Regions from separate parts of the Homo sapiens genome. Here region 2 is linked to region 1. A link is an interaction called in ENCODE POLR2A ChIA-PET data of the cell type or tissue named here. Cell type or tissue: HepG2. All regions are shown on one strand. Each heading gives the region's core, and the rest is flanking DNA. Links, peaks and the distances in the headings are about the cores only. Region 1 holds the start of MIR549A (microRNA 549a). Region 2 overlaps CEMIP (cell migration inducing hyaluronidase 1).

The links. ChIA-PET counts read pairs that join two places held together with the same protein. Peaks named below come from ENCODE experiments on the same cell type or tissue, not always from the same donor. Only the 100,000 strongest peaks of a DNase experiment are listed, where the experiment ranks them.
Region 2: POLR2A ChIA-PET joins it to region 1 with 9 read pairs; 1 of 35 experiments calls an interaction of 5 or more read pairs at or near these places.

What each region holds. Positions count from the first base shown.
Region 1 is chr15:80,831,167-80,846,409 of GRCh38, reverse strand. The region is part of intron 1 of CEMIP (cell migration inducing hyaluronidase 1); the gene reads right to left. It overlaps MIR549A (microRNA 549a), which reads left to right and starts at 4,337; the gene lies at 4,337-4,432. RefSeq lists an enhancer at 14,769-15,243. In HepG2, for the core only: no CTCF peak of the experiment used is centred there; DNase peaks (open chromatin) are centred at 4,699 and 7,069.
Region 2 is chr15:80,946,853-80,962,095 of GRCh38, reverse strand. It overlaps CEMIP (cell migration inducing hyaluronidase 1), which reads right to left. Exons shown (of 30, transcript NM_001293298.2): 29 at 15,031-15,131; 30 at 10,325-13,299. The coding sequence ends at 13,172. It also overlaps a transcript of MESD not described here. Among named protein-coding and RNA genes, the nearest start is that of MESD, 35 kb to the left of the region's middle. RefSeq lists enhancers at 6,523-7,495, 7,496-8,467, 8,468-9,440. In HepG2, for the core only: no CTCF peak of the experiment used is centred there; DNase peaks (open chromatin) are centred at 7,405 and 7,735.

The DNA.
Region 1 (15,243 bases), core at 4,226-9,225:
GGTGAAGCACAGGAAAGGTTTTCCTGGGGGAGGAAAAGCCTGTCTCGGGCTATCTGGAGACCTGCAAGACAAGCATTACTGACCCAGAGAGAGACGGGGGAAGAGCGCTCTGGTTGGTTGAGTGACTATAAGTGAATGAGTCAATGCATGTCCCACACGGGCCTATGTGGGTGAGTTTATGGGGATGGGGGAAACGTCCACCTCCATAATAGAAACCATCTGGGCCTGACACTGCCAAAGGGTTAGATAGAAAGTATTCCATGACTGTGCTTCCCAAGTGTCTCCCCTTCCCTCTGCCACCTGGCCTGGCCCAAAGCAAAATGGTCTGTATGGAGATTTACACTGAGGTGGGTGGGTAAAGGAAGCACCTGTTCCCTCAGCCTGGAAGTGATGTTGAGGGTGGGAGTGTATGTAGCAGAGGGCATGCGTGCCCAGAACAGGGACAGGCTGAAGTGTCTGAGGTGGGTGTGTCAGGAGGAGTCTCCTAGATCTAGAGGATGGAGGGAGGAGGGCAGGTGCTGGAATGTCTGCTGACTTCACTAGTTGCCTTGTGTGTCTTTTCGTGACACTCCAGGGTCTAAGCCATTTTCTCTGATCCCATCCAGCTCCGCCTAATGACTCGATCTAGCTCACTGACAGGATTTTCCACCTCAGTTATGGCCTGCCCACTCCATCCCAGGTCACAGCCAAAGTCACTGTGGGAAGGTTAAAGGCTGGAATGCCTGCTGTCCCAGATCCCACCACACCAAAATCAGTTCATAGAACTGTCTGTTTTCCCTGGATGAAGACCAAGGAGAAGGAGACCAGAGAAGAAGACCAGAAAACCAGAACAAAGAGGAAGGTGATGATCAGCATTTCCCATATTTTCTCAAATAGGCTCCACTGACAGGTTTTTTAGTGCCATGTTCATATACTACCTGTATCATCCACACTGTATGTAGCACCATATTTGCTCAATATATTTCTGGGTACTTTTTTTGAAATAGGGTCTCACTTTGTTGCCCAGGCTAGAATGCAGTGGTGTGATCACTGCTCACTGCAGCCTTGACCTCCCAGGCTCAAGAGATCCTCCCGCCTCAGCCTCCCAAGTAGCTAGAACCAAAGGCATGCACCACCACGCCTGGCTAAATTTTAAATTTTTTGTGAAGACAGGGTCTAGCTATGTTGCCCAGGATGATCTCAAACTCTTGGGCTCAAGCAATCCTCCTGCCTTGGCTCCCAAAGTGCCATCACACCCGGCCTCAATATATTTTTGAAATGTATTCCTCCTCAGACATTAGATTCATCCCCCAATAAATAATTGTCAAATTACTGGTTATGCAGAACAATTTAGCTTTATCTATATATGTATATGGATAATATTTATGGATATATATTATCCATATATATCCATAAAATCGTTTTACAAATCATTCATACTTAGGAACATCTGGATGAGCTGATTTGAAGGTCCTTCTAACACTTAAAGAATAAATGAGAAGTGGACATGGTGAGTGCTCGGTTCTGGGGCTCTGAGTCCTGCCCATGGGCACCCTGGGGCTGGGGCCATGCCCTGTTCTCCCAACCCAAGGCTGGGCCACCTGGCTTCTCTCCTGCTCCTGCTCCATGCCCCAATCTTCGCTGTGTTTCTACACAGCCTCAGGATGTTTTCAGCACCTCTGATATCTGGGCATGGCTGCCTCATTCCATGCTATCTTCTGTCACTTTGGGGATGGTAGGCCCTGAAATCGGATGGGGACACAGGAAGTAGGAAGCAGCCCAATTCTGCAACAGTGGAGCTGCTGGTCAGGTCCAACTGGCTGACAAGAGCCCCAGCTGAAATGAATAGACATTCCTCTCTGAGCTGCCACAGCTCTGTGAGTCATCTGGGGGGTGGTTTTCAGGAACACAGTCCTACCATGGAGGCAATGGCCACCCAAAAACCCCAGAGAAAGAGGAGCAGGGCAAAGCAGTCACCTGGCTAAATTTGGAAGAGGAGCCTGCAGCTGTTTCCACCCCCTCCTGCCCCCTCATCCTGGCATTAGTCTTTTTTTAAAAAATGGCCTTTGCTTGTCGCCTGAGCATTGCCAGCTATTTTCCCCAGGACACATTAAAGCAGGGCACAGGCTGGCTGGGGGGCGCAGGCAGAGAGGCCCCGAGGCAGCTGCAGCTCATCCCAGGCAGGGGGAGGGCGCGACAGGGGTGGGGGCACACAAGCAGGAGCTCCACGCCCACTGACCAGCTGCTCCGGACACTGGGTGTGAGTGCCAGGGAGGTTGGCCCGGGGCTGTGTGGACCCGCCTGAGCGATGGCTGGGTGGCAGCCTTAGTGCTCTGCCTTCCAGGGAAGTGGGGGTGCAAAGCTGGCTTCCCCAAAGCAGCCCCCATGGAGAGTGAAGGATCTGGGGCTGAGTTGAAGCAACACAAACGTGGGCTGCATTCTCAACTGGCTCTGTCACTAATTTGCCAGGAAGCCTCGGGCAATGACTGGCTGCTCCCTGCCTCAGTTTCTTCTTCTGTAAAACAAGGAGGGGTCTCATACTTTCCAAAGTGCCATGCCACCAGGATCCTAGCTATTCTCTGGAGTGAGGGGCAGACCTGTCTTTTGACACCTGGGTGGGCTGCTGGGGGCTGGGTGACAGAGCACCCAGAGGAAGAGCCCCTTCATGATCTCCTCAACACATGGTCTCCACCATGAGCTGATAGAGATGGAGGGATATGTCCAGCTCCATATAGAAACCGTCTGAGACTGACGCCACAAAAGGGTTAGAAGGAACTATTCTATGACTGTCCTTCTCAAGCATCTGCCCTTCCTTCTGCCACCTGGCCTGGCACAAAGCAAAATGGTTAGCATGGGGATATAGACTGATGTGGGTGGGTGAAGGAAGCACCTGTCCCTCACCCTGGAAGTGAGATTTCAGAGTGGGAGTGGGTGTAGCAGCCCCCCTGCCCCTCCAGCCAGAACTGTCATCCATATCCTCAGCTGTCTCTGAGCAGAGGCAGTGTGCGCAGTAGAACAGGAGCTGCGTGAAGGCAGGTCTTCTTGACTGATATATTCAAAGCATCTAAACGGTGCCAGCTTCATAGTAGGTCTTCAATAAATGTTAATTGAATAAATACATGAAATGGGCAAGAAGATGGGCTCTGGAGTCAGACTAGCTCTACTCACTTGAACCAGTGACCACTGGACTGGTGAGTTACCTAATATTTCTTACCCTTAAAATAGTCACCTGAAAAGTAAGGATCATGATGGTGCCTTCCCTCATAAGGCCATCGTGGAGATTAAATAAGATACAACACCTAAGACAGTCTGGCATGTAGTGAGTTCACTGTTATCATTTATGGGATGGTTCTACCTGGTTGTCCCACCAGCATTTTAAAGGTCACCTTGTATGGTCCAGCTCATCACCTCTCACTAGCAAGATGTTCTCTGCTGCTTCTGCTTTCAGTTGGTGACAATGTCATCCACTCAATCATCTAAACAGAAATGAGGAGTTCCTCTTGGCTCTTCCCATCCACTGACCCCTGGGACCTCCTGGAAGGTCCCTCTACAGGTCTCATGAATCCATCTCTTCCTCATTCCTGCTGCCACGACCCTTATTCTCTCTCAAACCTCAAGCCTCTCTCTAAGATCTCCCAGATGTCTTCTGCACTCCAGGCCCCTCCACATCCTGGATTTCTCTCTCTCTCTTTTTTTTTGAGATGGAGTCTCGCTCTTGTTGCCCAGGCTGGAGTGCAATGGCACAATCACGGCTCACTGCAACCTCTGCCTCCCAGGTTCAAGCGATTCTCCTGCCTCAGCCTCCCCAGTAGCTGGAATTACAGATGCCTGCCACCACGCCCAGCTAATTTTTGTATTTTTAGTAGAGATGGGGTTTCACCATGTTGGCCAGGCTGGTCTCAAACTCCTGATTTCTGGTGATCCACCCGCCTCAGCCTCCCAAAGTTCTGGGAGTACAGGTGTGAGTCACCGCACCCAACCCCGGATTTCTCTTTATCCTCAACCTTGCTGCAATCATCTGTCTGCCTCCCTCCCTTGAGAACAAAGAACGAGTCTTTGTGCTTAGTAAACATTTGTTGACTAATGAATTAGCAAACACAGAAGACCAGAGTAAAGGTCCTGGTGGGGGAGAAAGGCCAAGTAGGAGGAGAAGAAAAATGAAAGGCAGTGAGAAGTGAGAAGCTACTTTGTGCGTAATTCATTACCTTTTAATCCACCACTCTGTTTAAAAGAGAATAGGTAAAAGATGAAAAGGAAATACATATATAATACACGTACAAATGGTACCCAACGTGTTTCTATTCCAAGAGTGTGTTTCTAAGTTGACTGTTGAGAACCTGGCATCACATCTTCTGATAGACATGCAACTCAAGAATATATTGAGAGCTCATCCATAGTTGTCACTGTCTCAAATCAGTGACAACTATGGATGAGCTCTTAATATATCCCAGGCACTGTGCTAGGCATTTTCCATGCATCTTTGTATGTAATCCCCGCCAGGAATTAGTATCACCATTTACAGATGAGGAACAGAGTTGCAGGAAATTTGTGCAGCTGTCTCAAGGTCTTTTGGCCAGTTAGGGAAGGCGTTGAATCTAGGTCTGTGTGATCCCAAATCTCATGCTTTCCCCATATGCAATGTTGCTATTAATTCCCAGCAATACGGCCAACTGCTCTGATTGGTCGGCCCTGGCCTCCCAGCCTTGTCATTGGCCAACACCCCCTGGAGGGAGGGCTCCGGCAGCTACCAAGGACCTGTAAGAGGGAAAGCCATGGACAGAGAAGAGAAGGAAGGAAAAAGAAAGAGCCTCCTGATAAACATACCAGGTGGACTGAACCAGCAGGAGATCAGGTTAAGGGCAAGTGGAAGTGCCTGAGAGAGAAACAAGGTCCAAATTCTAGAAGTCATATCCCTTGCCCGCTTCCCCCATGTCTGTACCAACAGAGTGGACGGGAACCAAGAAGTGGAGCAGTGCCTGCCCTTTAGGAGGAGCAGGGAAAGGATGATCCCATGCCCTTCTTGCCTGTGGACTCCAGGGTCTCTCCTAGAGCATTTTCTCCACCCCCAACCCATCACTGTCATGGGGGCCCTTTGTTTAGGTGGCCCTGGGTGTCTGAAGGCAGAGAGTAGAGGTCACTAACTGGCTGCCTAGGGACCGAGTCTGGCCTGCAGATGTGTATAGGTCGTCCTGCATAGTGTTTTTAAACATTTTTTAAATTGGGGAAGTTTCATACAAACATCTGGATTTCCAGCTTTGCTGGAAAATCTGAAGATCTGGCAACCCAGGTCCAAATTCCCACATGGCAGCCATCAGCTGGCAAAGCCACAGGTGCCCCGTTCAGCTGGGGCACAGCCTACCCCTCAGAGGACAAGATGAGAGGGGAGGGGACGCTCAAGCTGTCCCTGGCCGTGGCTCCAGGTTCCAGGATAGCAGCCTGGAGGTTTCCAAAAGCTGTGTCCTCCTCCCCTTGTGGCCAGTGAGGACAGAGAACTGCTTTGTCAGCTAATGAAGGTGAGGCATGGTGGCTGCATGGTGGGAAGCCCGACAGCCTCCAAGCCTGCCTATTTCTTGACCACAAGGCTCAGTCCACTCCAGAAAGCCTGCTGGTGTTCCTAATGTAACATAAAACACCGCTGGCTTCCTGTCCTGGACCCCCTAGGACTCCCTCTCAGGCGGCAGTGGTCCCTGCACCCCAGGCTGGTGTGTCCAGGGCAACTGGGCAAACACTCGGGCGCTGCAGGGCCCAGGGCCGGCCTCCCACGCCTCGGGCCAGGGACACCCAGCAGTCCAGCAGTGTGGCCCCTGCAGTTTCCCCCTGCACGGGCCTGTTTACTTCTTCAGGGAATGCTGTAGGAGCCAGGCCCACTGAGCCGGAGAGGCCATTTCAGAACCACCAGGCAGATTTTTCATTCCAACTTCAAGGAGCTTCCAGAAAACCCAAACAAACATTTAAAAACGGCTGCCTCGCCACAGTTCTGGAGGCAGCGCCAAGGAGAAAGGCATTACCCGTGGGCCAGCCGGGGTCCCTGCCAGGAAGGAGGGTCCTGACAGGCTGGGCTGACTTGCAAGACCTGCTGCTCCAGCCAACTGGGTGTGGAGTCCCCATGAATGACTCGTCCCCACCCTCCATGCCCCGTGAGTGGAACGCGAGTGGATGGGTCATCTCTGCTCCTACTCTGTGTGGAATTCCCTCTCCTCTATCACACTTCCACATCACACTTGCCCTTCAAGACTCCTGGAGAACACTGATCCCCCGGGGTCTTCTGGGGCCACCCTCCGAGCCCCTAGGAAGCACCTTGGGACTTAGACACCCCCCTTTCCACTTTCTGCCTTCTACCAGAATTGGGTGCTTATGACTTTCTCTTCCCTGCTGGCCTGGGGGGCCCCTTAGAGGAGGAGATTCAAAAAGACTCAGCAGCTTCAAGTCCCACCCCACCTTTCCCAGCTGGGTGGCCTTGGACTTGTCACTTCTTCATTTTTACAGTTCTGTGTCCTCAGCTATAAAATGCGGTGGATAGTGCCAACCTGCTAGGGTTGTTGTGAGGGCAAGGGAAGAAAATGTGTGTGGCGTGTCTAGCACTTTGCCTGGGACATAATCGAGACTGAAGGAATATTGGACAAATAAAAAGCCAGAAGGAATGACCACCTGGGAGGGTGAATTGCCCCACACATCCAGCCCTGTGCCTGTGCCCCATGCAGCCCACAGCCCACAGTCCAAGGGAGGTGGGCAGATGAAGAGGATGGAACTTTCTAATGTCCCTCTCAGCCTGCAGGGGCTCTCCTGAAGCATTTGCAGCACAGCCCCTGTTAGCCACAAAGGCAAGCACAGTGTTGCCTTTTCCCACTGCACAGGGCCCCGTTGCTGAAGGCCCACCCTTCTGCTGTGAGGAAGGCCAGGAGGTCTGGCCGGCTTCGCTGCTGCTGCTGCGGGTGCTGGCCCTCCTGCAGGGCCCGGTTTGCAGGGAGCCCAGGACTTTGCACTTGACTCCCTCAGAAGCTGGTGTCCACACTTCTCCCTCCCCCACTTGGGACAAGCTGCCCTTGTTTGTCTCTTTCATTCATTCTTAAGTCTGGCCTCTGTTGAAGCCACAAATTAAACACACACACACACACACACACACACACACACACACACACACTCACGGCCTTGACTCCACAGCCTTCACTCCTGACTGGACCTCCTCTGAACAGAGGCTTCCTGTGCTATGGAATGCGATTCCTGCTGGCTGAGGAGAAGTGGCTTTCAGGCCGCTGGGCAGGGGCGCCTCTTACTTCACTGAGTGTGGCTGCCACCACTTCAGCAGCTTCTCCTCCTCTCCTGCTACCCCGAACACCTCAACCCCAGCCTGAGTCCCGCTGCCTCTATTTCCTGTTACCTCAGAGGGCTCAGCTGCCAACCAAGACGCCTGCGGGTGGCCTCAGCTCCTGAGTGCTGGACACCCTGTGACTTAAACCCCCTAATACCTCAGCACCAAACATGCACGGAGCGCTTTGGCTGTCCAGGGAAAGCAGGGCAGAAGCCGGGGAGCACAGATTTTGGAGCCACACAGGGTCAAATACTCAGTCTGCCCCGTCCTAGCTGAGTCACTGAAAGCAAGTTGCCCAACCTGTCTGAACCTCAGTGTGCTCGTCTGCAAAATGGGAATGCCTTCCTTATACTTCTGAAGAGAGAACATGGAAGTACTCTATGAATTTTAAAGAGCTGTGTCAATAGTGGTTGCCACTGAGTATAGGGCATTGGGATAGGTCTTGGGAATACAAAGACAAATCACACGGGGGGTTTTATCATCAAGGACCTCCTGACTAGTGAGGTGGATGAGGCGCGTAGAACAACATAGAGGAAAGAGAACTTCTTAAAGGGGCCTGATGACATATCTGGGAACTTCAATCCAACCATCATATTTGGGCAGCAATGGGTGGTGGCATTGCACTCAGCCTTGAACCAAGGGAATGATGCAGGACCCAGGCCTGCTGAGCCAGAGAGGCCATTTCAGAACCACTAGGCAGATTTTTCATTCCAACTTCAAAGAGCTTCCAGAAAACCCAAACAAACATTTGAAAACGGCTGCCTCGCCACAGTTCTGGAGGCAGCGCCAAGGAGAAAGGCATCACCCACGGGCCAGCAGGGTCCCTGCCAGGAAGGAGGGTCCTGACAGGCTGGGCTCACCTGCAAGACCCGTTGCTCCAGCCAGCTGGGTGTGGAGTCCCTATGAATGACTCGTCCCCACCCTCCGCTCCCTGCGAGTGGAACGCATGTGGATGGGTCATCTCCGCTCCTACTCTGCCTGGAATTCCCTCTCCTCTATCACACTTCCACATCGCAGGTCAGGGTCTGGACAAGCAGAGAGTCTGGGGCAGGGAACAGCAGCATAGAGACCTGGGGGGGCTGTTGCATACAGCACACCTGGGACAGCCAGAGGGGCAGAGTGGGAAATGCATTGGTAGGAGTCCATGGGAGAAAGGGTGTTCTCACCTAAGATGGGTAAACAAGGAAGTTGGTGTGGCCAGTGGAGGGCACAGAGGAAAGCAATGAGAGACCCCAGTCTGTGCAGGGGTGGTATTTGGGATGCAAGGTGAAACCTCCAGGTGGGGAGGGATTACTTTAGCAACTGCCCATGTCTATACCATGAGCTCAGCGGGGCAACTTTGCCCCCAACAGCTGGCATCTTGAATGAAAAGAAATGACACTAATAATGTCCCCAAATAAATGCAAAGATGCTTGGTTCAGATGCTCTAGAATATCTGTTTACTTCCTCTTGAAGGAAGGCAGATGGGGAAGAAGGAAAATATCATCAGATAGTATTTGGAACAAGACTTCCAGCCAACCAGTGGCAACTTCTTGGAGGCAGTCTGGTGAAGTGGCTGGAACTCTGGCATTAGAATCTGAGTTTTGACTGTATGTTTCTGGGCAACCCTTGGTTTCCTAAGCTCCAGTGACCTCTCAAGGGTGTTGTGAGGACAGACATGAGCTGGTGCCTGTGTTCTGTACCAGGTTGCCATAAAGAATGGTGTTCTTTGCGTCTTGTCATTTTGAACTCCTCTTCCAAAGGAGCCTGGGAAACCCTCTGCTTACCTGATTCTAGACTCCACCACCCATCATTTACACCCCTCCCATCTCTCTCGTTCATTCCATTTGCATATCCATCTGTCTGTCTATCAAGCATGGAATCTGGTATGACATCACTCTCCCCCATCTGTGCGTCTCGGAGTGCTTATGAAGCAAATCATTCTGAGCAACCACAGATAACTGAGGAGGGCCTGGTAGTGCCCTGGAGTTTTAGCAACCTCATCTTCTCCTTGGCCTCAGGGCCTGTGCTGGGGGCCAGACACATCCCTTAGACCACAGTCAGCAGATGATTGCAGATAGAATAGGGATGTTGGATGTGGGTCTGTTCCCAGTGAAGGGGAGAGTGGTTCTGGGGCCAGCTCTGGTAGTTGGGAGCTAGGGACTGGGGAGAAATTAGAAATAACGTTTCCAAAATAGAACTCAAGGCAGCCAGGGGCTCAGGACATCTTCTAGGACTCCACTGCTTAGCCCTTACAATCCTATCACATTATTCTGCCTTGCTGCAAAATATCACTTATAACTTCCTACTGCTCTGGTCCTGGTAACTGCAGGGTCTTCATTTGCTGAATGCCCTGTTGGATAAAAAAATTAAAATCTGGGCGTGGAAGCTGACACCAGACCAAATTTCTCTGCATAATAAGCAGGAGGCCTTTGGATGTGATGGAGGTAGAGGGTAAGGCTGGCAGAAAACCCAGGAGGTAAGGAGGCAGAAAACCCAGGAGGTAAGGAGGCAGAAAATCCAGGAGGAAAAGGAAAAACAAAAGAACTCATAGGATTGGACGCTATGGCAAAAGGAACTATGGAAAACAGAAACGTTTGAGGAAGGTTTTCAAGCTGTTTTTTACGGAATGTGTGTCTCCAAGCCGTCCTTCCCTGTGAGACCTTCAGCAAAATGTCTGCCATGTTCATGAATGCATTTGGTACAAGTGGACGAAAACCAGAGACAACCCGCAGGGATGCCAGACACTGGCGAAACAATTTGTTTGAAATCACTGCCTTAATTTCTCACAGAGGAAGGCATTTTTCTGCCCTTCGGAACACTGTCCTCCTCAGCCCATTAATAGCACCAGTCCTGAAAAAGATGCCTTTTCGCTCTTAGAGAAGCAGAACTGAAGGTCAAGCCAAGCTCAGCACACTTAACTCTTCAGTTTGGGCAACAGAAGGCTTTACCAGAATTTTAAGGCCAGGAAAATGCACTAACAGTGGATAGGGTGGAGAAATTTTCCAAGCACTTTTTGGTTTAAAAAGAAAAATAGAGAAAAACTGAATACAAAAAAAAAAAAAAAAATCACTTCCGTCTCATCTCTAAATATACCAAGTATGAGCCACTTTTTTTTTATGAGCAAACCAAGTTACACATGACCTATTTTGATGTTTCCCAACCAACCAAAAAACTTAACATTTAAAAAAAAAACACTTAAAAATAAACATGTAGATATTTCCATTTTCACCAAAATTTTATTATGTTTTATTTTGAAAAGAAAAATCCATGGTTCAAGTTGGGGCAAAGCTGTAATCTGTCCAGACTGTCTGTGGCAACAGTGAGGCAGAGAGAAACAGACCGTGGGAGAAGGGAGACTGTGGATGATCATAGCACCAGCCTGCAAGGTCCCTAAGAAAGAGGAAACCCCTAAGAAATCCCAGGTGCCCACCAACCCTGGACACACAGGTGAACATACACAATGTCCTCAAGGACATTTCCAATCTGTAATGAACAAAATAATATCTGTTTCCAGACTTTGTGGGCACCCCGTGGATGCAGACTACGGAAAGACAGGCTGGTAGATTCCACATGTTTGAGACAAACTGCTTCCTTCTTTGAGCCAGAAAAGCAGAGATTGGCTGCCCCTGCAGGCTGAAGGGTGGCCATGCGGGGCCCCTGCCTATCACCCAGACCCGGGACCTGACAAATATCCCAGGTGGGCAGATACTGATTGAGCTCCTACCCTGTCTTGGGCCTGGTTAGGCATTGGTGGCCCATGGGTATTCCCTTGTTTCTGCCTAGAAATTCCTACTTTGGAACTCAGCGATGGTACTACATTCTCCATGAAGCCCTTCCTGACATTCCAGGCAGAGAGGACAGTAGGAGCAAAAGCATGGTGAATTGGGGGAACTTGGAGTAGCTTCATAGGGCCAAAAGAAAAGATATATAAGATAGGAAGAAGGAGGGCAGGAGGCGGGCTGGAGCTAGCTTGCTAAACCCACTGAATGCCAAGCTAAGAAATTTGGCTGCATGCTCTCTTGCTCTCTGTCTCTTTCTCTCTCTCTCTCTCTCTCTCTGCAATGAGGACTCAGAATAGTTTTTAGTCCAAGAAACATAATCTCCTAAAAATGCAAACAATCCCTATTTTGAAAAATAACAACACTTGAGTAATATAAGAAGCTGCCACATGCTCTTTTTTTTAAAGCAAAAAAATATTTTTTTGAGAAAGAGACAAATTTTCAAAGGCCTAAATAATGGATAGATCCTATCTTCATGAATTGGAAGACTCAATATTGTAAATATTTGGTTTTTTTTCCAAACTGATAGGGAGAATCCCAAACAAAACGCCACTATGTTTCCCTTAATGGAAACTGACAAGGTGATTCTAGAAGTTGTGTGAAACTGCTAAGGGCCAAGAACAGTAAAGACAATCTCAAAGAACAAAGTGGGAGGCCTTAATCTCCTGGATTTCAAGACATATGCTAAAGCTAAGTCTTTAAGACAGCGTAGTATTGTTACAAGGATACATAAATGGACCAATGAAACAGAATAAAAGACAGCCACACGGATTATAGACATTTGATTTATGACAGCTGTGGCTCCCCAGGGCAATAAGGAAAGAGTAATGTTTTCAATAAAAGTTGCTGAGTCAATTGAATAGCCATATTTTAAAAATGAAGCCTGACTCTACTTTTGGCCATGCAAAAAGTCAATCCCAATGTAGATGGTAGCTCTGAGTGTGAAAGACAAAAATAAAGTTTCCAGAAGAAAAGGTAGGACAGGCAAAGATGTGTAAAACAGAAATAAAAAAGGACTAACAATTTTAAAAAAGATTGGTAACTGGACTACACTAAGAACTTCTGTTCATCAAAAACACCTTTAAGAGCCTGAAAAGGCATGCTGCAGAGTGGGAGGAGATATTTGCAAAATATTTAACTGACAAAGGGTTCCTATCCAGAATACATAGAGAAATCAGTGGCTTTCAACTGGGGGTGATTTTACCCTTTTTCCAACCCCCTCAGGACATATTGCCATGTCTGGAGACATTTTGGGAGACAACTGGGAGGTGGGGGTGCTATTGGCACCTAGTGGATGAAGGCCAAGGGTGCCACTAAACACCCTACAATGCACAGAATAGCCCGCCAAAACAAAAAGTCATCCAGCCCCAATTATCAATAATGCTGAAGAAGGCTGAGCACAGTGACTCACGTCTGTAATCCCAGCACTTTGGGAGGCTGAGGCAGGCAGATCACTTGAGGACACGAGTTCAAGACCAGCCTGGCCAACATGGCAAAACCCCATCTCTACTAAAAATACAAAAAATTAGCTGGGTGTGGTGATGCAAGCCTGTAATCCCAGCTACTAAGGAGGCTGAGGCAGGAGAATCACTTGAGCCTGGGAGGCAGAGATTGCAGTGAACAGAGATCATGCCACTGCACTCCAGCCTGGGTGACAGAGTGAGACTCTGTCCAAAAAAAAAAAAAAGAAAAAAAAAAGACAGTACTGCTGCTCCTACTACAAATGATGATGATGAGGAGGGTAGAGCCATCTTGACTGCCTCTGCCCATGCCCCCCACACAGCCCTCCAAACTGCATCTCTGATACCCAAAGGAAGGATGGGTAATGAGTTGCTTGGTTCTCAGAAAAATCACCTGTTTGGATATAACCTGATTCCTTTGGAGGAAAAAAATTTACTTCTGAGTAAATTCTGAGTTCTTACGTTTCAAAAATGAGAATTCCTTGTAAATTGAAGGAGCTGAAAAGTGAGTCTGAACCCTCAGATATGGAAAGCCTAGAGTGGCAGACCCAAGCTGAAATGCCTACAGGGGTTGGGTGCAATATCTCGGTGGGTGGAGGGGACCCAGCAAACTGGAGGGCCCATGCCCTGTCTACAGGGGCAGCCACTGCTCAGGCCACATCTTGCTGGGTCCCCGAATTTCCCAAGAGAAGTGAGAGATTGGCATGTTGGTTTTAAAACGTGTCTGCATTCTTTGATAGTCCTTCCATAAAAAAGTGGGGTCTAATTCCCCTGTCTGTGCATATGGACTAACTTTAATGACTGACTTCTAATCACCAGAATGGAGCAGAAGTGTAACTTCCAAGAGTCGTTTAGAAAAATGATGTGCCTTCCACTGGGGTCTCTCTCTCTCTCTGTGGACTTTCACCATTGGAACACAGCCAACATGCTGTGAGAAAGCCACACGGAAAGGCCACTGTAGCCCCTGGGGAGGTTTCGGTTGAGAGCCAGCATCAGCTGCCAGGCATGTGAGTGAGTGAGCCTCAGATGCTTCCAGCCCCAGCCTCTCAACTGATGCAGAACAGAGACAAGTTGGCTCTGTCCACATCACAGATTTGAGAAACAGATAAATGTCACTGTTCTTTAAAATCACTGAGTTTTGAGAAAGTTAAGCCTTAAGAGATACCTGGAATATCTGGATTTTAATGTGAATTTTCCAGATTTTTAAAAGACTGCATGGGCTGAACAAAACAACTGCAGGCCACATCTGACTCATGAGCTGCCACTTTGATACCCTGGGTTAATGGACATATTAACTGCCTCCAGCTTCCAAAGTGGCAAATCCTGACATGTATGAGTGTCTCAGTGAGACCCCCAAAACTCATTCCGATCTAATTCAAATGCACAACATGCACTCATTTGAAACATCAAAATGAGAGCCGGGAGTGAATCCTGCTGATTTGCAAATCTACAGTTTTGACCAACTTTTGGACCAAACAGGTCACAAGCAAGTCCCACCAATTGGAACTAGCAATGCCCTAGAGTCTGTCTGTTTCTCTTACACACACACACACACACACACACACACACACACACACAGAGTTTATTTTAAACCAAAGCTCCAGAAACCTGAAGTCCTGTCTGTATAGTAACACATAGGCAACATAGATCAAAGAGTGAATTACTTTTAGCCATGGCTGTAGCAATATAAATTCACACCCACTGAAATGTTGCTAAATATGGAAAGTGCAAAATTTTCAAACCAGATTTTGCAAAACAAAAGCAGGCCAGCCGACTTGGAAGGGTGCTTCCTGCATGGTGTATGCCAGGCATCCTAGAAGCTTCTACAAACACATTCTTGTCTTTTATGACCAGAACAGGTGATACTTAAAACAGTATCCATTTGAATGACAAAAGATGGGAAATGTTTGCAACAGGTTCTTTCTATCTCGGTCTCTTCCTCACTGTCACTCCTTTTGGAAACCCACCTTTCCCCTGCAGCTCCATTTGTACACAGATCAACGTGAGGAAGGCCAGGGAGAAGGAATTTGGCACTAACGCCCTTGAATGAGCCCAGTGGCCAGCAGCTGCACCCAGAGTCCCTCTGACAAGAAAGACAACAAGCTGTGACTTGTGGTCAGCTTGAGGACACCTGACCTTCACCACCACAGTTGCCCAGCATGAACCCCTCTGGACACACAGAGCTGCAGGTCTCTGTAAGGAGATACAGTTGGAACCTGGATACTCCAGCCGGGGCTTTGGAGTCATCTGGAATGCTCACCGGTGCCCTGTATTCACTATCTCCACGTGGGACCCAGTTCAGAGAGGCTGGTCTTTCCCTACCCATTGGCTTGCTGCTTGACTCTGAAAGTAGCATGATTAGCCCAGGTCACAGGTGCCACCTCCCAGAGATCCTGAGCCAACACGCTGTGCATCCTGTCCCCCCAACTTAGCCCTAATCTGCACTCCTGTGCCCACTGTGAAACTGGAATCAGCGGCTTGGGAAGTGCCGTGGCCCACTGAGCCCATCGAGCTCTGCTTGTCACGTGACCTTAGACACTGCCAGAAAGACATCCTCACAGGCTCTCTCTATCCTCCCCCAATCCCCCAGCCACCCATGCTTTCTCTGAGCCTCTCCCACGATACCTTCCAGAGCTCCTGTTCTATAATTCACAACCTTGCCTAAACCTCAACACCTTCACGGAAAGTGCTCTCTACCTCCTACCTAGACCAAAAGCCAGTTCTTTCTCAAACA
Region 2 (15,243 bases), core at 4,754-9,753, 120 kb before region 1:
GGGTCTCCTGAATACAGCACACTGATGGGTCTTGACTCTTTGTCCAATTTGCCAGTCTGTATCTTTTAATTGGGGCATTTAGCCCATTTACATTTAAGGTTAATATTGTTATGTGTGAATTTGATCCTGTTATGATGATGCTAGCTGGTTATTTCGCCCGTTAATTGATGCAGTTTCTTCATAGTGTCAATGGTCTTTACAATTTGGCATGTTTTTGCAGTGGCTGGTACAGGTTGTTCCTTTCCATGTTTAATGCTTCCTTCAGGAGCTCTTGTAAGGCAGGCCTGGTGGTGACAAAATCTCTCAGCATTTGCTTGTCTATAATGTTTTTTCTTTCATCTTCTTTGTGATGGTATATTTAGCCAATATCTGACTGTTGACTACTTAGGTTGTTTTACAGTTTTCATCATCATATAAAATGCTGCAGTGAATATCCTTGTCACAAATTCTTGTGCATTTCTGTAGCTCTTTCTTTAGGATAAATTCTTTGACAGAATTTTGGAGCCAAAGTCTGAATACATTTTGCAGTCATTTTTACTTAGTACTAAATTGCTTTACAGAAAATTTGCACCAAATTATTCTTTTATCCTCATTGTCTAGGAGCATTCATTTCTTCTGTCTTTTATAGTTCTTTTTAATATTTTCTAGTTTACTAGGTGGATAATAGCATCTCACTGTTGTTTCAATTTGCATTTTATAATTACCAACAAGGTTTAGTTTTTGAATATATCTTTTGCCATTTTGCCATTTATATTTTTTCTTATGTAATCTGGCCCCCTTTTGCTGTTTTTCTTTCTTTTCTTTTCCTTTTTTTTTTTCTTTTTGTTCCTTACTGCTTTGTAAGAGCCTCTCATATAAAATATCAGCAGAGTCTCAGCAAAAAGCAGATGGCATGTTAAGGAGCATTTAATGGCAGGATTGTTTGCAAATTGTGTGCATAAAGTTTAGGGATCCCAACAAGGAGTAGTGCAATAGCCCTGGGCTTGCAAAAGTGGGGGCCAGTTACCACCCCTAAGCCTGGCGATACTGAGAGAGAGGGCAATTACTGGGACCACGAAAGGGCTCCTGACCAAAGCTCTCATCTTCCTTAGAGGGATACAGTCAACTCACAGAGACACAGTAAAAAGGGAGACAGTGGCATGAATTCCCTAACCCAGGACTTTCCTTCCTCCCTTCCATCTGTTGACGGTGCCTCCAATTGGCCAAACCCAACAGGGAGCCAGAGGGCCAGGGAACAGCTGCTGGACATGTCTCGGCCTCTTGGGGCCTTAAACAGGGCAGAGAAGGGTGTAGAATTGATCTGGAGGCAAACAGAAGATGACTAGACACCCAAAGATAATAATTTCTTTTCTGGGATATGTATTTTAAACTCGTTTCCTGTCAATATTGTTTAGAGTTTCAATAATTTTATGTAGGCATATCAACCAATTTTGATGATTTTTCCTTTGATATTTTGTTTAAGAAAGCGTTCCTCATCCCCAACATTGTGTCATTATTCAACCATATATCAAGTGTTTTCCCTCTAGAATTTGAAGGAGAAATAATTATTTAAAAGATGCAAATAAGTAGAATTTCATTTTAACAGCTTAATTCTTTCTTTCCAAGGGAGTGTAAGTCCTTGTACTCCTTCTTTCCACTTTGTGTAATTGGTTGGTTGAATGTGCTGATCTTGAAAGGTACAAACTGGGAAAGAGTTTTTTTTTTTCTCCGTGCTTTTTTTTTTTTTTTTTAAACACAGGATGTTGTCTGTCACCCAGGATGGATTACAGTGGTGTAATCACAGCTCACTGCAGCCTTGACTTCCCTAAGCTCAGGTGATCCTCCCACCTCAGCCTCCTGAGTAGCTGGCACTACAGGTGGGTGCCACCACACCCAACTAATTTTTGTGTTTTTTGTAGAGATGGGGTTTTTTCCATGTTGCCCTGGCTGGCCTTGAACTCCTGGGCTCAAGTGATCTGCCCACCTTGGCCTCCCAAAGTGCTGGGATTACAGGTGTGAGCCACCACGCCTGGACTCAGTGCTGTCTTAAACCCCCTTTGTTCACTCAGCCTTCTGTCAGTGATGAGCTGGCTGGGACCAGCTGGTGAAAACCAATTGTTAAATAGACAGGAATTTTACAAGCTGGTTGCGAAACCATTGCAGCTGAAAATCAGCCATGATGGGAGAATTTACACTATGGGCATCAACAAATACTACGAACAGGGCTTCTCCCACCCACCGCCCCACTCCCCCTGCTTCCAGTTGAGTTTACCTGCACACCACTGCTCTTACCCACTTCTTTTTGAGCACTTCCAGGAGATAATGGGGACATGAGCTATTCTTCTCTCTTCCACTTTGCTTTTTCTCTCCACTTCTTCCATCTCTTCCTATTCCTGCTGGCTCCTGCAGGGGCACAAAGGTGGGGGGATTGGAAGAAGAGGGGTTAAAAATCTTTAATAATTTATGTTATGGTAGAAAGAGGGTTCGTAAGTGTTCTCCGTTATGGCAGGTGTCCATTTATTGGCTGTTTGGCATGTTTGGAGAATATGCCCAAGATCCCCCTTACCAACTTTGATCTGAGCAAGACATTTTCTAGCTGAATACTGGTGAAACCCCTTGGAGTTGCCCTATATCCTCTTTCTATCAGGAACCCCTTCAGCTAAGCAGGCAGCCACTTGGAACAGGGCCCTTTCAAACTAGCTCACACCAGGGCCGCACTAATTTCCACAATGTACACTTGACTCGTGGGAAGCCTCACACATCCTCCCAGCCAAAAGGAGTGAATGCACTGACCCAGAGGCTGCCCTTCATCCTTCCAGGCACTGCGGCAGCTCCAGCCTCCATCTACCTTCGGTCATCTCTGGGCGAGAGGCACCTTCAACCTCTACCCTCTCACATGGCAGGCATGCAAGGCAGGCTCTCCGGAAAACTGTCTCCCCCAACTCCAACAGCAGCTGGATGACCTGTGAGTTTTAGGCACTCAGCAAGTGTCCAGCTGAGAAGTAAAATGTCAATCTCTTCCTTTGGTAAATCTCCGCAATCTCCCCAAGAGGGGTTCTCTTGGAGCCTCTCACCGGGCTTAGGGGATGCACCCTTTGAGAGAGGGGAAACCCAATAGCACATTGACTCTTGTAAATTTCCTTCAGGGCATCTCCCCTTCAATGACTCTCCAGCCTTCTCTTCCTTAGCCTGGAGGTGGGTCACCACTTCTTACCAAGTCCTTCACGGCTACTCTAGGGGCTTTTCCTCAGAATATGGGGGTAACTGTCATCTATTGCCTCAACAATTGCCATTCCATAAACTGACACATCAAGGACCTTGAAAAGACAATCCTGCTCCCAACCTGATCACATTGAAGACAGGCTGCAATTGCAAGGCCTCTGCAGATTGTTTATACTGCTAAAGGGTGGTGACCCCTGAGAGATAGTTCTTTGCTCAGCAGAGCACCTTGATGAGTGTTTGGATATGAAAAAAAAATGCCTAAGGCCAGGCACGGTGGCTCATGCCTGTAATCCCAGCACTTTGGAAGGCCAAGGCAGGCAGATCACCTGAGCTCGGGAGTTCGAGACCAGCCTGGGCAACGTGGCAAAACCCCATCTCTACCAAAAAATAGAAAAAATTAGTTGAGTGTGGTGGCGCATGCCTGTGGTCTCAGCTACTCAGGAGGCTGAGGTGGGAGAATTGCTTGAACCTGGGAGGTGAAGGTTGCAGTGAGCCAAGATCGCACCACTGCTCTTCAGCCTGGGTGACAGAGTGAGACCCCATCTCTAAATTAATTAATTAATTGAAATAAAATAAATGCCTGGGACCAATCTTTTTATTGATGAGAGAGCAACAATTCTATACCTGATAAGGCAAGGAGAATTCTGATGTTCTAGTAGCAGCCTGACCCAGGAATTTACTTAAGGTGTGTGTAGGCGAATGGGAGGGTAGAGGAACTTCTGGGAAATGATGACTAATATTCTATTTGAAGCTGTTGCTATGCCATATTCCTAAATCTTCAGCAAAATTCCGCTATAAATAACTTCCTTGTGTTTGTGTAATTTGAGGAAATCAAGAAGAAAAGAGGCAATCTGGGATGGTGAATTTTATGTATCCACTTGACTGGGCCAGGGGCTACCCAGAGATTTAGTCAAATATGATACTGGGAGTTTCAGTGAGAATGTTTCTAAATGAGATTGACATTGGAATTGGTAGACTGGGGAAAGCAGATGGCCCTCCCTAATATGGGGGTGGGGGGGTGGGTGGCGCTTCATCCAACCAGTGGAAGGCCTGAATAGAACAAAAAGGCTGAGTAAGAGAGAGTTCCTTCTGCCTGACAGCCTTTGAGCTGAGACACTGCTTTTTGGGCTGAGCTGAAACATTGGCTCCTTCTGGGTTTCAGAGCCTGCCAGTCTTCAGACTGGAGCTACACCACAGCTCTCCTGGGTCTCAGGCTTGTAGACTGCCAGTCTTAGGACTTGTTGGTCTCTGTAATTGCATGAGCCAATTTCGTGTGTGTGTGTGTGTGTGTGTGTTTTGCAGTGGATGGGGATTGCCAAGTTTCTTCCAATCATGGGAGCCTAAGCAAGTTCAGCTAAATATGAAGAGAGGAAAGGTGGTCTCTAAAAACTGACCACGCTCAAGCAGCCAGTGTTTACAGTGGTAAGCCTGTAGGCAACAAATAATTTAATTTTATTTTCTTGGCAGAACCTGAAGGTCTTTCATTTTTAGCTGGGAAACCTAGGTTGGTTACATACTGTTACTGCTGTTGTGGCTGGACTCCTCTTTACCCAGGTGTTGTGTGGTCATTTTCATGTCATCTTTCTGTCCTCTCTTTATGGAGACTGTATTTTGTTTTTTTTTCTTCTGCAGTGGTAGGGAGATGTCTCATTTTTAAATGCTATTCATTATCATCATTAGTTTTTGTTTTCCTTCTTAAACCTATAATTATAACTCTGTTAATGTCTAAAACAACATGAGACAATTTCCTCCCACAAGAGAAGATGAAGAAGCTGAGCATGGTGGTTCATATCTATAATCCCAGCACTTTGGGAGGCTGAGGTGGGAGAATTGCTTGAGCTCAGGAATTTGAGAGCAGCCTGGGCTACACAGTGAGACCCCATCTCTACAAAAAAATAAATAAATAAATAAATAGCTGGGCATGGTAGCGTGAGCCTGTAGTCCCAGCTACTCAGGGGGTGAGGTAGGAGGATCCCTTGAGCCTGGGAGGTCGAGGCCACAGTGAGCTAGGATCATGCTTCTGCACTCCAGCCTGGGTAACAAAACAAAACCCTCTGTCTCAAACAAAAAAAAAGAGAGAAGATGAAGAGCTTAACACAGCCACCCCCTCTGCATGCTCCGTCCTTGTATCTGTTTTGCTTGTTATTACCATATATCCCAGGTTTGTAAAACCCAACTTTCCTTTGTAAATATTAACAATTGGCTATCTCAGAATTGCTTTTGGCTTTGCACCGAATTCTGTGTTTATATTTATAAAACTTATTGCAATATCTTTGTGGTTTTAGGGTTGGCTGCTGGCTTTTTTTTCCTGTTCCCCTTACCCCAATTGTAAATTCTTGATTTTGTTTCTCTATCTGATTAGAGAACACCTCAATGTTTTCTGGAAGAGCACCCTCGTGCTACTCTTTCTAAGCCTTTGTGTGTCCGAGAACTGTTTTCTTTTGCTCTCACCATGAATAACACCTAAGCCCAACTTTTCTGTAGACATGTTCCTTGTCTTCAATAATTAGTGTGTGGAGACCGGGGAAGAAAGAAGGAATCTTGCAGTCGAGGGGAGCAGTTGGACGCCTTCCGATTCTTAGCCCAGAGCTCTCCGTCCAACACACTTCATGTCATCATAGCTGGGCAGCCTTATATAAAATCCATTCTAAACTGGCTGCCTAGGCTCTTAGGGTCTTTTTTATTTTATTTTATTATTATTTTTTTAGACAGGATCTCACTCTGTCACCCAGGCTGGAGTGTAGTGGCGCGATCTCGGCTCACCACAGACTCTACCTTCCAGGCTCAAGTGATCCTCCCACCTCAGCCTGCTGAGTAGTTGGGACCACAGGCATGAGCCATCACGCCTGGGTAATTTTTGTATTTTTTGTAGAGATGAGGTTTTGCCATGTTGCCAGTCTGAGTCATGCATGACTCATGACAGTGTGAGCCACTGTGCCTGGTCTCTTAGAGACTCCTAAAACCACACTTCTCAGCCGGGCGCAGTGGCTCACACCTGTAATCCTAGCACTTTGGGAGGCCGAGGTGGGTGGATCACCTGAGGCAAGGAGTTTAAGACTAGCCTGGCCAACATGGCGAAAACCCGTCTCTACTAAAAATGCAAAAAATTAGCCAGGCGTGGTGGCTCAGGCCTGTAATCCCAGCTACTCAGGAGGCTGAGGCAGGAGAATCGCTTGAACCTGGGGGGCGGAGGTTGCAGGGAGCCGAGATTGCATCACTTCACTCCAGCCTGGGCTAAAGAGACTCTGTCTCTCTCACACACACACACACACACACACGCACAAACACACACTTCTCAAACTTTACTGTGCAAACAACTACCCTGGGTCCCTTCTTAAAATGCAGATTCTGATTCAGCTGATCTGGGAGAGCCTGAGATTGGGCATTTCTTTTTTTTTTTTTTTTTTGAGACGGAGTCTCTCCGTCGCCCAGGCTGGAGTGCAGTGGCGCAATCTCGGCTCACTGCAAGCTCCGCCTCCTGGGTTCACGCCATTCTCCTGCCTCAGCCTCCCGAATACTGGGACTACAGGCACCTGCCACTGCGCCCGGCTATTTTTTTTTTTTTGTATTTTTAGTAGAGACAGGGTTTCACCGTGTTAGCTAGGATGGTCTCGATCTCCTGACCTCGTGATCCGCCCGCCTCGGCCTCCCAAAGTGCTGGGATTACAGGCTTGAGCCACCGCGCCCGGCCGAGATTGGGCATTTCTAACCAGCTCCTGGTTATACTCCTGGGTGGTGCTGAACTTTTTTTTTTTTTTCTAGTAGAGACAAGGTCTCGCTGTGTTGCCCAGGCTGGTTTTGAATTCCTGGGCTCAAGCGATTCACCTGCCTCAGCCTCCCAAAGTGCTGGGGCTACAGGTGTGAACCACCTCCCCCAGCTGATGCTGATGATGCTGATGCCATTGGCCCATGGACCACACTGAGTAGCAGGCTTTAGAGCACAGGCATCCAATCTTTTGGCTTTCCTGGGCCACATTGGAAGGAGAATTGTCTTGGGCCATACGTAAAATACACTAACACTTAACGATAGCTGATGAGCTTTAAAAAAATGCAAAAAAACTCATAATATTTTAAGAAAGTTTACAAATTAGCGTTGGGCTGCATTCAAAGCCATCCAGGGCTGCATGTAGCCCACTGGCGGTGGGTTAGACGAGCTTGCTTTATAGCTTTCAAAGCTGAGTCATGCATGTTGTTGATTCTGTTTGATGCTCCTGATTGTTTTCTGTGAGGGAGGGCAGTTCCTGGGACAATGAACTCTTCCCTTCCTCCATCCCCTCCCCCAACCCTCACCATTACCTCTGTCTGCTCTCCTTCTCACCCCAACCCAGCCCTGAGGACATGAGGGCACTGCCAGGTGCCTGTGGACTTGATCCTCCCAGGATTAAGCCCTTCCCACCACCCACATCCTACTCCTTTCCCTGCCATTGAGAAAACCTCTGCCGCCTACCTAGCCCCCAGGCTAAAACAGCTAGGATGGGGTCAAAGGGCTCAGGATTTTGGCTTCAGTACTGGAGGCAGGAGGGTTGCGCTAGGGTCGGCTTTTATGCCTTTGTTCAACACAGCAAGCACACATTACCCAACAGAACTCTGCCAGATATGGGAAAACCTATGGCCTATGCTCTGCAGGAGGCTACAGTCTGGAGGAAGGGGTGAATGTTAGCCTGGGACAGGGGGCGCAATATCAAGGCACTGGGCCCTGGGCCCAGGAGAGGAAGGAGAAAGCTGCCAGGCATGGGTCAGAGAAGGCTTTGTGTGGAGCTACGCCCTGGAACATGAGTAGGCGTGGGCCAAGCCGAGAGGAGAGAGGGCAGGGTGGGTCAGGTCATCTACCATGTTATGAGGACTCTAAGATCCTTGAGCCAGTGGGAGGGGATGAGGATTAGGGCTCATCTGGGGATTGGGGATGAGGAAGGAATGGGTGACCAGATTGGAGATGCAGGCATATGCCACCTCAGGGACTGCCTGTGTGCCCAACTCAGCATACCCTGTGTGCCTGTGGGTATGGGAACAAAATTCTCCCAAACGCCTGCTTCCAGCTTTGTGCCGTTGCGTTTTCTTTAGGCAGATGTTGTTAGCTGTCACTGCACTGACCTCTAAGGCCACCCCAGCCTCCATGAGTGAACGCCCATGCCTTCACCCCTCCTGTCTGTGGGGAGGAACCCCACCCCCTTTCCTCCAGCAACTCCTACACATCGCCTCCAGGCCTTCCCAGCACCATTCCCTCACCAGGAATGTTCTTTGCCCTTCTTCACTTAGTTCATTCCTATGCATTCTGCAAAACTTAACTCTGCCACACTTTTCTGACCTGTCCCCTCCCAGGCTGGTGAGGGAGAGCAGATCATCCTGTCTGTCTCCCTGCGGACAGGAACGGAAGGTGCCCACTGGTCACCTAATGCATTGCAGTGACTACTTGTGGGATCTGGTGACTATTGCAGGGACAAATGAAGGACCCTGAAGTGCCTGCCTGTCCCTCCACCCCAACCTCTCTGTGGCTTCTTTTGCTGTGCGTCTAGCTGGGTGCAGTGTCCCATTGCTCGACGGTTCCTCGTTGGCGTCTGCTTTCCAAGTCCTCCCTGGATGCCTCTTCTATGCACCTACTGAATCAGTGGGCTGTGCTCTCTTTCACACAGTGACACTTCTGGCTGAGAAGTCACTAGTAACCCCCCACCCTCTTTCATCACAGCCAGTGGGCCCTAAAGCTGACCCTGTGTTTGGCCCAACCCACCTTCCACTTTGCCTCTCATGACTGAGCCTTGATTTATGCCCAGGTGTTCTCAAGCCCACACTCTGATAGCTGCCCCTCTGTCAGACTCTGCCTCTTACAAAAGGCCCTTCTCTTATCCATCTCTGACTCTCAGGCCAACACCTGTCCTACTTCCACTCACTGACCTTCCCTGACCAATCCAGGCGATGATCACTCCCTGCCCTCAGAAGCCTGCCACACCACTCATTGGGCAGGTAATTTCATGTTCTCCATGGGGTCATTCTGTGTTCCTCTGTGTGCACCGTGCCTGGCACAGAGCAGGGGTGCAAAAATATTTGTTGACTGAGTGTGCAAGTGTGATCTCTTTCTCCTGGCAAAGTTTCCTGAAGGTAGAGGCCGTGTACTCTCTACTGCACAGCTGACTTTATGCCCAAAGCTAGTCTGCCAGATATATTTGTGTATTGGCAGCTTAAAACGACCAATCTGGTACCAGCCCCTTTAAGTGAATTGACTATACACAGATGCACACAGACAGACAGACAGAGAGACATACACACACACACACACACACACGAGACATAGTTGTTTTGTTTTTAAACCCAATGCATAAGACCCAGGAGCTCTTTGGAAATCAAGAGAAGAACTCTCTGTGGTGATGGAAATGTTTTATATCGACTCTATCCTATATGGTAGCCACTAGACACACATAGCCATTGAGCACTTGAAAATTGTGGCCAATGTGATTGAGGAACTGCATTTTTAATTGCATTTAATTTAAATTAATTTAAATGTAGGTAGCCCCATGAAGCTAGTGGCTGCCCTCCTGGACTGGCAGTTCTGGACCACTCCCAGTTCACCTGCTCTAACCTCTGCCTCTCACTCTCTCCCTTCCAGACCCCTGAGCCCCTTCCAGTGCTGCCTGAGGTGCCCTCTACCTGTGCCTGCCTCTCGTCTGCCAGTTTGATTTGGACCTGTTTTTCCCACCTCAGCCCCCATGCTCTTGTCAAACGTGTTTGGCCTCCAGCCAAACAGGGCCTGGGAGGAAAAGAGAGTCCTGCTTCTGCCTGGCTTCCCCATCGGGGAGGGGAGTTGAAGTGACAGCCTCCTGACAGCTTAGAAATGTGGAGGACGCAGCAAGTTCTGGACATGGCCAGCCATATGAATGATATCTTCTCTTTCTTTGAACCATCTCCACCTGCTCTTATGGACACCCCGCCTTGGGGCAAGGCAAGGTAGGATCTTGACATATGACTAGCTCTTGGGAATAAGGCCATGGAAGTAAGGCAGACACATGGGGTGATTTCATCAGCCTTATTATCCTTAGATAACTGTTTATCTTAGGTTATCCTTAGATAAGTTATTATCCCTAGATAAAATGAAGCCCATTTTAATAGAAAATGAAACAAACAGACAAGATGATGACATCCTTTGTATGTTTACTATAATAACAGCAAAATTTTTCCAAACCAGAGCCAATTTCCTTGGCTCTAGGTACACCCCTTCCAAGCAATGCAAAGGACATCTCCAATCATGACATTTAAGACAATTCTTTATTTCTCTGACAGTGACTTCTTGAAGTGCACATATAATAAATAAATAGAAAATATATCTTTGTTCATGGTGATGCCTACAAGAAATGTTTACATACAAACACTCTATACATCTAACTCCCGAAAAAGGACCAGCTATTTCGGCAACAGAAAAAAGACAAGCATTTCAGAGGAGCGTTGCTTTCCTTAAAGACCTAACTCACTTAAGTCTTACAAACAGAAATAACAAGGAGGACAATTTTCTAAGCAATAAGAAAATTTGTGCTACCAAGAAAATGCCTAGATATTGGCTCTTGGTGAATGGTTTAGGAAAGAAACTTTTATGTACAGATCCTGTACTGTGAAACATATGTACAACTCTGAGAACTTTCAAATAGATATCTTTTTTAAATGAACTGAGCCAAAGACATTCAACATTCCTGGCCACCTGAAAGTGATCACATCCTAAGTGGTTCACAGTGTGAGACCCTTGCATTAGAAGAGTGAAAACTCAACAAAACCGTGGACAAGAAGGACATGAGGTCATTTTAACTCTCCTCTCCATCACCACTAATCTCCCTGGAAGAAGTCCTTCCTGTGACTCTGGCCTTTGAAGCAGCCATATCTTTAAAAGCAGAGCCCTATGGTCACCTCCCAGCAGCTGAAAGATGTTTGGTGGGAAAGACCTCCCTGACAGTTGGCTCCCACCTGGGGAATGGACTCTTGGACCGAGTCTCATGGGTGCAGTTGGGTGGAGGGAGCCAGGCAGGCCCTCTTTGAAGGAAAGAGTTTGTGGTTGGGGCAGGAAAGGGGATAAATGTAGTTCATCACAAGACCCAGGGAGACTCTGGTGCCTCGTGCAAGATTATAAACCACAGATAGAGTTCTCCCTCTTACAGGAGCTCTTTGGGCTCTCTATAAGGTGGGCCAGGGAGAGAGCAGGGCATTAAGCAGCAGCTGAAAGGGACTGGGGTGGACCCAATAGCTGTTCAGACACCCAAGATCAGCCAAATTGGCTCACCAGAAACATGGCGAGCCCTACTCCCTCTGCTGGGCCTCACCTGTAGAGCTGCAGAGACAGGAGAGCCAGGTAGCACCAATGGGGAGTTGCAGCTACTGTGCACCCAGGCTGGGCTGACAGGTAGTGAACAAAGTGAAGGCCACAGGGACCGCCAACACCAAGGGGAGGGCGGGTTTGTGTGCGCTGGGAGCAGGAGGGAAGAGATCTGCTAGCTGTCATTCTACTCTAGTCATTTCCTTTCCTTCGAGGGGACTTGTCCCCATTTCCAGAAGCTACCTCAGGAGTGCCTGGGCACTCTGGGGCCGGTTGTTGAGGCAATGTGGTGTGGCAGCAAGGGCTAGGGTGGGGCTCCCCAGGCCCTCCCTTAGCTGTGTGGTTCTTTCCCATCTTGGGGGCTCACTTTCCCCATCTGTTAAAATGAAGGCTTTGGGCTAGATATTTTCTATATTTCCAGCTCTGAAATCCCAGGCCGAGGGAGTACGAGCACATCTAGGGTCTCCTGGAGGCCCCCTGTGCTCAGTTCCCTGGATGAAGAGCAAATGAGGCCCTAAGGCAGGAGCTCACTTCTGTGGACTTCACCCTCTTGGAGTCAGAGGCAGGGCTGCCTGGGGACTGAATTCCTCTGTGCTCATAAGCAGCAAAGCCCATTGCTCCCCTCTGACCACACTTCTCCATCATGAGTGGGCCAGAGAGACGTGAGCAAAGGGCGACCCCGTAGTCACCAGCTTCAGCAGGCAGCGGCAGGGAGGGCTGAATCCCTGAGCCATTCCAGAGGCTGCCTCATCTCCCCCCAGCAAAATGCCCCCAGCCTTCATTCCTGTAAGCAAGAAGCCTTCCTGAGCCTCCCCTCTGAAATGGCACTGGCCTCCATTTTACCTCTCTGTGATTTCTCCACCTGGCATTGCAGTGCACATGGACCTGACTGCCTGCCCTACTGGACTGCAGACCCCTCAAGCTAGGCATTAGTTCTCACCTCTCCATCCCGTGTGCGCTGGGGCACCCAGCATCATGGATATCAGTGGATATCCATGAACTGTTGGGTTCCAGGTACCATGTGAAATGCAGCAGATTTCTGGAATCTCAGAACTAAAAGGGCCTTTGAGAGTCATCTAGTCCAAGTCCAAACCTGCCACTCAAAGTCTCCTGAAAGGTGGACACGGCCAGAGGCAGGGCTTGCCTCTTCCCCAAGGATAGCCAGTTCTACCCCAGCTCCTAATCCTGTGAGGTTGGCTCTTGCTTACAGGAGTAAAGATTTCCTTAAGGCCAAGGCTCTTTCTCCTACATTTACCACCCTCACTTGTCTGCTGAAGACCATGGGGATCTGTGAATGACCAGCCCTCCAGACTACCTCCTAGCTGGGTCAGGGCTCCTGCCAAAGTGGATCTTTGCTGTCAGCACAACCCAGGTCTCCTGATATGGTCCCCAAACCCCCACTGAAGAGGCACAGATAGGAGAGAAGCACCCAAGAGGCTGCAGGAAAGTGAATGTTTCCAGCATTGGCCAGCACCGCCCCAGGGGCTCCAGGTAGACACTTGAGTAGGGGCAGGTGGCAGCACCAGGGTCTCTGATAGCCTTCCCTTGGCCCATCAGGGCTGAAACACGGCCTTCCCAGGCAGCTGCTGGCAGGGGCTGGGGGACCCAGCCATCCCCCACTGGTCTGCTGCCAAGAGTCACCGTCATAGTCTACCACGAGGTGGCACCGGGCGGCAGCTGTCCTCACAACTTCTTCTTCTTCACCACAGGGATGGGCACAACTTGGAAGATTTTGGCTTTGTGATCCTCAGTGTCCAGTGTCACCCAGATGGGCCGGAAGCTGCCTTTGAAGCCAACGAATGCCATTTGCTCTGAAAAGCAATGATGAGTCTCCTGAGCAAAAGCCCTATGAGAGGACGGCTGCCCCACCCCGTTCCATGGCTCCCCATCGCCAGCCCCCCACGCCCACCAGGTACCGCCTAGCCACACTGCACTGTGGCCCCTTGGGAAGAGCTCTGTGCTCAGCTACTGATGGTGCCTGACATGTGTTTGTATGGGGCAGGCAGGGTCTCACCTGAGCCTCACTGCCACCTAGGCAGGGTGATGGCTTTGTTGTAGACAGGGGAGCCATGCACAGCAGGAAATGGGGCAAACTGTAAGGGAGGAGACCTCCTAGGAACCTGCCTACCTTTGAGCTGCCCCTAGGACAACCAGCAAGTCCCTGCCCCTCTCTGAAGCCCAGTGTTCCCATCCATCAAATGATGGCATTGATCTACAAGATCTCCTTCCCCACTCTATCACTCTGTGGCTCTAGAAAGAGTTCTGAGAGGTGAAGAAATTTGACCAAGAGTGTGGAGTAAATGGTGCACCCCAGATTAGAACTCTAAACCCCTGAAACCCACACAGCACTCTCCATCTTGCAGTTCACAGCTTGAGCATCCGAGGGGCATGGGAATCCACGTCTATACTCAGCCCATCTTGGCAGGCAACATGCATTTATCACCACCGGGAAAGTGCCATTCAACTTAGGTCACCTTACATACATCAGCTTTTGGCAACCGGGATCTTAATTTAAAAGACAGAGGCTCCAAAATGATTTCAGGACTGGGCTGGAAAGGATACTTCTCTTTTCCTTATGTCCTCCTTTGGCTGGTTTGAAGGGTTTGCATTGCTTCTGATTTTTCTCATTGCCCCATATGATGGGTTTCTGATTTTGATGTTTTCCATAGTGAGGATGGTGTATAACTAAGAAGCCCAGCTTTGAGTTAGGAAGATTAGGATCCAAGTCCTAACCTTAAGCAAGTGGCTTGGCTGTTAAATTCTTGGTGTCCTCATCTTAAATGGAAATAATAGTACCTGCTGCACAGGTTATTAATGAGTAAGTGAGATAATTATAACATGTTGTGCAAAGTGCAAGGCTGAACATTGAATAGCAACCACAATGATCATTATCATTATTGCCCGTGGAGCTTCTCTGCCGCCCATACAGCCTCTCTGAGGACTCTCCCTGCACCTAGTTTTTGTGATGATAATGGGTGTCATGCTGACATGTCCCTCCTGGATGGCTTCTTCCAGCACAGCCAGCAAGCCTGTGCTAGGCTTCACCACCGAAGCTGCCTGGCCTTGGACAAGCCATGTAGGTTCTCTGGGCTTTAGTTTTCTGGAACAAATAAGAGTTTTGCAAGCTGCAAAGGACTGTACAAACGCTAGGCATCAGCTAGAATGTTGAAGAAGATGCAGGACCCCTGGCCAGTCTGAATAGCAGGAATTGGGTAGGAGGGTGAGACTAAGCCACTTTTCTTATGATACTTTTGTTGAATAAAGGGCCACTTTCCAAGCAAATGAGTCAACAAATATAGCAATTTTCTTTCAGTGGCTGGTGGCAAGTTATAATAAATTTGCTGCAGTGCAGGGGTGGTAAACAGGTGGCATCTTGCCCATCCATTCCAGTAGACCACTAGTTGTGTGGGGGATTCTTAGGTTGTACCCACGTTTAGTACAAAGCATGTTCTCAACTCAGCAAAAGATGACAGCACCCTCCATGCCAGGCATTTGCCTTCTCTGGTTTTGGGGTCAGTTTAAACCCCAGTTCAAACCCTTACCTTTCAACTTGAGACCCCTGTCTGCCCCAAGCTTTTCCAGCACTCTGGTCCATGGGCCTCTGGAGACGTATCTTCCCTTTGATGCCATAAGCACTATGGAACTGTGTGAGAAGAAACCAATTAGACCAGAGGGAGAGAGCAAACTGGAGAAAGTGGGCATGGGGAGGGATGTTGGTTTGTGCATGGTGGGACTGGAGTTAGCAGTGCCCAGAG